Linked DNA regions of Homo sapiens: region 2 is linked to region 1. The links are chromatin contacts, found by Hi-C or POLR2A ChIA-PET in ENCODE. All regions are on one chromosome and are shown on one strand. Each heading gives the region's core, a stretch centred on a gene start or an enhancer-like site at or near the end of the contact. The rest is flanking DNA. Distances are from core to core; before and after follow the strand shown.

The links. A loop is a pair of places that touch in the nucleus more often than their neighbours do. ChIA-PET counts read pairs that join two places held with the same protein, here RNA polymerase II (POLR2A). Pooled maps may share reads with other maps.
Region 2: a loop to region 1 is called in a pooled map, with 2.5 times the contacts of the local background. The contact joins two enhancer-like sites. A Hi-C loop is called at or near these places in 1 of 168 maps with a recorded cell type or tissue (breast epithelium) and 5 of 50 pooled maps. POLR2A ChIA-PET finds 5 or more read pairs at or near these places in 8 of 52 experiments (GM10248, GM12878, H1 and 4 more).

What each region holds. Positions count from the first base shown.
Region 1 is chr1:32,622,574-32,625,363 of GRCh38, forward strand. The region is part of intron 6 of ZBTB8OS (zinc finger and BTB domain containing 8 opposite strand); the gene reads right to left. Among named protein-coding and RNA genes, the nearest start is that of ZBTB8OS, 27 kb to the right of the region's middle. RefSeq lists an enhancer at 1,136-1,205. Within about 2 kb of position 1,343, at least 3 of the 41 ENCODE cell types and tissues checked have a DNase peak (open chromatin) inside an H3K27ac peak, as active enhancers do.
Region 2 is chr1:32,682,894-32,685,683 of GRCh38, forward strand. It overlaps RBBP4 (RB binding protein 4, chromatin remodeling factor), which reads left to right. Exons shown (of 12, transcript NM_005610.3): 12 at 1-2,790. SYNC (syncoilin, intermediate filament protein) reads right to left here. Exons shown (of 5, transcript NM_030786.3): 3 at 1,365-1,489; 4 at 1,117-1,196. Among named protein-coding and RNA genes, the nearest start is that of SYNC, 18 kb to the right of the region's middle. Within about 2 kb of position 1,443, at least 7 of the 41 ENCODE cell types and tissues checked have a DNase peak (open chromatin) inside an H3K27ac peak, as active enhancers do.

The DNA.
Region 1 (2,790 bases), core at 93-2,592:
TTGGGGGAGGGTGAGGATTGAAAAACTGCCTATCAGGTATTATGCTGATTACCTAGGTGACAAAATTATCTGTACACTAAACCCCCACAACATGCAATTTACCCATGTAACAAACTCGTATATGTACCCCATGAACCTAAAAATAAAAGTTGGAAAGAAAAAAAAGTAAAAAACTTTTGAGGATGATTAAAAAAAAAAAAAGAAAATGGGTTGAATCAAAGAACACAAGCTTTTCTACTATTTGGCTCAGGGCTCTTTCTGAAATCAAAACCACCTCCTTATACTCTGACCTAGGCCCTAGGAATTCAACTTATTCTCTTTTCCTCAGTTGACAACACTCACTTCACCTCTTGGGACTCTTCTCTTTCCAAGTCTAGCTGAAGAATAAGATATAGTTTCCCAGGTCAAAAGCTCTCCACACGTCTCTGATACATGACATTGCCCAACCCTGCCCCAGTTTAAAACCACAGAATTAGATGTTCTCTTAGGTTCTTTCCAGCTCCAAAAGGAATCTACAATAATTCTGTGCACCATAAAATGTACCAGGCAATAGGTAAATGGCATTTGCTAGCTCTACACCACACAAAAAAAGGAAGATTTCACAGAAGGATATAAGTGGCACTGCCACTGCTTTTTCTCCTCTGCCACAATCACCTGGCAAAACCACAACCTAATTCAAGTTCAACTGTCTGCTTATGGCAGCACACACCATGCTAACTGGTATCACCCTGAGTGTATGTCCACACATCTCAAACAGGAATTCAGTACTCGCAGTAAAATCTTACAATTACCAATAAATTCCCTTTTTCACTCTCTGAGACAATTCTTTCTCTTCTCCTCTAGTGATCATTCCTCCCTCATTCTCACTCTCAATCAACTGTGCTTCCTAGAGAAAGTAAGAGCAACTCAGTAAGAACTGACTCATTTTCCTACCACCAAATCTACCATCATGCTGTATCTGTACTCACCTTAGCCTGATTGCAATGAATGGCTTGTCCCTGGCTCCCATCAGAAGGCCAACTCCCATACGTGAGTACTTGATCCTATACTCCCCTTACCAAATTTTACCAAAGAGGCTGTGGCCCTATCTCTACAACCTTGTCTCCTACTATTACACCTTCACTCTCAGCTCCAGCTTGCTGTTCCCTGAACTTACCTCATTTCAGGGCCTTTACACCTGTTTCTTCACCTAGAAAGTTCTTCCTTATTTCTGCTCACTCCTCATCTCTCTTGCCTCTGCTCAAATATCACTTTCTCAAACATACTGATATATTTTGGCTGTGTCCCCACCCAAATCTCATCTTGAACTGTAGTGCTCATAATCTCCACGTGTTGTGGGAGGGAGGGAGCAGGTGGAGATCATTGAATCACGGGGGCGGTTTCCACCATGCTGTTCTAGTGATAGTGCGTGAGTTTTCAGGAGATCTGATGGTTTTCTAAGGGGCTTCCCCCTTCGCTCAGCACTCACTTCTCTTCCTGCCACAATGTGAAGAAGGAAGGGTTTGCTTCCCCCTCCACCATGATTGTAAGTTTCCTGAGGTCTCCCCAGCCATGCTGAACTATGAATCAATTAAGCCCCTTTCCTTTATAAATTACCCAGTCTCGGGTATGTCTTTATCAGCAGCGTGAGAATGGGTTAATAAACATATATTTTCTGACTACCCCCTCCCCTCCTCCAACCACTCTTACCTTATCCTGATGGCACTGTTCACTATCTGAAATTATATTATGTGTTTACATGTTTGTCTGGCTCACTTCTCCCACTACATTTTAAACTCAGTAAGGGCAGAGACTTCGCTTATCCTATTACATTTCTACCTCGAGTGCATAAAAAAAAGTCTGAAACACTGGAGGCACTTGATAAGTATTTGCTGAATGCATGCATAAATTCATGGATGGATGGCATATGGATTCATGGAGAGAAGGTAAAGACAGTATTAAAACCAGGAAGGTATTTTTAAACCAAGAAATATTCCAGGAACCAGATGTTTTAATAAGCTATTTGTAAAACATTCCTTTTTGCTTTGAAAAGTTGATTGGCTGGGCCCAGTGGCTCATGCCTGTAATCTCAGCACTTTGGGAGGCCGAGGCAGGTGGATCACCTGAAGTCAGGAGTTTGAGACCAGCCTGACCAACATGGTGAAACCCCACCTCTACTAAAAATACAAAAATTAGCCGGCTGTGGTGGCATACACCTGTAATCCCAGCTACTCAGGAGGCAGAGACAGGAGAATCGCTTGAACCTGGGAGGTGGAGGTTGCAGTGAGCTGAGATTACACCACTGCACTCCAGCCTGGGCAACAGAGTAAGACTCCATCTCAAAAAAAAAAAAAGAGTTATTTGATCATTCATTCAAAAAATAAGAAGTAGCTGGGTGCAGTGGCTCACGCTTATAATCCCAGCACTTTGGGAGGCCAAGGTGGGTGGATCACCTGAGGTCGGGAGTTCGAAACCAGCCTGGCCAACATGGTGAAACCCAGTCTCTACTAAAATACAAAAATTAGCCTGGCATGGTTGCATGGGCCTGTAATCCCAGCTACTCGGGAGGCTGAGACACGAGAATCGCTTGAACCTGGGAGGGGGAGGTTGCAGTGAGTAGAGGTCACGTCACTGCACTCCAGCCTGGGTGACAGGGTGAGACTGTCTCAAAAAAAAAAAGAAAGAATAATAATAATAAAAAAAACTGTTGGCTGGGCGCGATGGCTCACGCCTCTTTTGGGAGGCTGAGGTAGGTAAATCACCTGAGCTCAGGAGTTCGAGATCAGCCTGGCCAACATGGTGAAACCCCAT
Region 2 (2,790 bases), core at 193-2,692, 60 kb after region 1:
ACTTTTATCAGAATATACTGGTAAAACATTGGGGGAGGGATCCTGAGTAGGTGATTGGTCAGAAAGATGCCTTCAGTTTTGTCAGTGTCTAAAAGTTAAGTCTGTTTAGGCCAAGCATGGTGGCTCACACCTGAAATCCCAGCACTCTGGGAGGCCGAGGCAAGTGGATCACAAGGTCAGGAGATGAGACCATCTTAGCCAACATGGTGAAACCCCGTCTCTACTAAAATACAAAAAAATTAGCCAGGCGTGGTGGTGCGTGCCTATAATCCCAGCTACTTGGGAGGCTGAGGCAGGGGAATCGCTTGAACCCGGGAGGCAGAGGTCACGCCACTGCACTCCAGCCTGGCAACAGAGCAAGACTCCGTCTCAAAAAAAAAAAAAAAAAAAAAGAGTAAGTCTGTGTAACATGAACATCTCTGCTTCCACCCAAAACCACAGCCTTTGAATATTATATAAGGAACTTAATGGATAGATATGTTTATTATTTTTGATAGCACAACTGCTTTCTCTGCTATTATAAGGAAAACTGAGAATAGCAGGTGGGTAGGGTAGGATGAGGAAACAAGATGCCCAAAGCCTAGATGCCACAGAATTCATGGTGATAATCAGGGCATATTTTGAGTCCTACTAGAAACAAACATTCCAAATGAACTCTGAATGCCTGACTCAGGCGTTTTGGAGGTTTGGGTTATCCCCTTGTCATTAGGCACACAAGGGTTTTTTGTTGTTTTTGTTTTTTGGGTTTTTGTTTTGTTTTGAGGCAGTCTCACTCTGTTGTACAAGCTGGAGTGCTGTATTGTGATCTTGACTCACTGCAACCTCTGCCTCCTGGTTCAAGCGATTCTCCTGCCTTGGCCTCCTGAGTAGCTGGGATTATAAGTGCCTGCCACTATGCCCGGCTAATTTTTGTATTTTTAGTGGAGATGGAGTTTTGCCATGTTGGCCAGGCTGGTCTTGAACTCCTGACTCCAGGTGATCCACCCTCCTCAGCCTCCCAAAGTGCTAGGATTACAGGCGTGAGCCACCCCGTCCGGCCTGTTTTTAAGGCATTAATTAGTATTGTTAGGAAAGCAGTAACAATGCAAACACCACTCTTCTCTTCACAAAGATCACCTTGAGACTGTGTCTCCATTCCACCTGCCTGAGAAGTGGGAGCATCAGCCTGTTCCAGGCTCTTGGGTAGTAGCATAGCCCTTTAAAAAGAGAGAGCCATTTTCCATGTGTTTTTGGATAAGCACAATTTGAAAATCATTTCCCAAATCCTCTTTTTGTTTTTGATTCTAAGGTAAAATTTTCCCTAAGCCCTCCCACCATCCCCTCAGCCAGTATTAGATGAGATTTGTATAGCAGCAGAAACTGACTTATAAGTAGAGAGCTCTTCAGCAAGACTGAGCCTTAGCTGTTCCATCTCTTTGTTCTTCTGTTGCTGGAGTTGCACCCCATTTCTTAACTGCCTCTGGCGTTCTTCCATTTCCTCCAGCTGTTCCTGCATGAGATGGCCAAGAACATTTCTAATGAGCCAAACAATAAAAACTCACATTGTCCACTCTTACTTATAAAACACTTTTTTGTTCATTGTTTAATCTTGATAGCAGTATTGAGGCTGGTATTTATATGATAGGTTATGAAACAGGTTCAAAGAAGTTGTGTCTTGGAAAAAAAGTGACAATGCTTTTGAAAATGATGACGAAAAAGGCATCTTGTCTGTTAACCACAGCTTGCTTTAATAGAATCCTGGGAGGGTGATTGGGACTTTTTAGTATTACAACCTTAGTGTCATTGAGGAGGATTTTGGTCTAGTTAGTGGGCTGAGTTTCATATACCTCTCCCTCCATGTGCAGGTTTGTTAAGATAATTGGTAGTTTTTAATAATATAAAATACTTAAGTTGAAATACAAAAGTGTGGCAACAATTATTAAATATTGGCTAGAATTCTAGGAGAGTTACACAACTAGTGGAAGTCCATGTTTAGAAAATAAATGGCTTGTTTAAGGAAAAGTTTTTGTGTCCAAAGCTCCTTAAAGTCAGAGAGATTTCTACCTGGTACTTAACATCATATGGAAATTGATGCTTTAGTGAGGGTGTTGGCTATCCTATTGCTAATTTCCTGCATCCTTTTTTCTTCTTTATTTTTGTATAGAGACAGGGTCTCGCTATGTTGCCCAGGCTGGTCTTGTTCCTGGGCTCAAGCAGTCCTCCCGCCTCGGTCTCCCAAAGTGCTGGGATTACAGGTGTGAGCCACTGTGCCCAGCTTATCCTTTTTTCATTACACAAAAAGACTGAATTTGGTTAGTTCTAAGTTGGAAGATAAAGATGGTATGCACAGGAGGCCCTTGGGAGCCCTCAGATAACTTTCTCATTCTTCCAGAATCAGGCTGGGATGCATTCTGTAAATTTTCCCTGCCTAGGATGTATACCTGAGGAATAAGGTAAGGAAGATGTCAGCAAGTCAGTCTCTGGTTTACCTGCTAGCTGGCATGGATCCTTAAGGAAGCAGGAGGGAGTTGGGAAGAGAGGAAGGGGTGAAGTTGGTATCTTTTAAAGCGAGAGTGATTTTACCTCAGATTTTGAAGAATACTAAGGAATCCAGTTGTTGGGGTACATGCTATTATTAGAAGGATCTAGATAATTTGTCCTCTGAGTCATACTTGACATTGTACCTGTGGCACATCAATCCGCACTGTTTGATACTCTGGCTGAATCTCAGCTTTCACCAACATTGTCAAAGGACCTTTTTTAGTGCCCAGCCATGCCTAAGAGTGTGTCATCTGAAGAGGGAAGCATCTG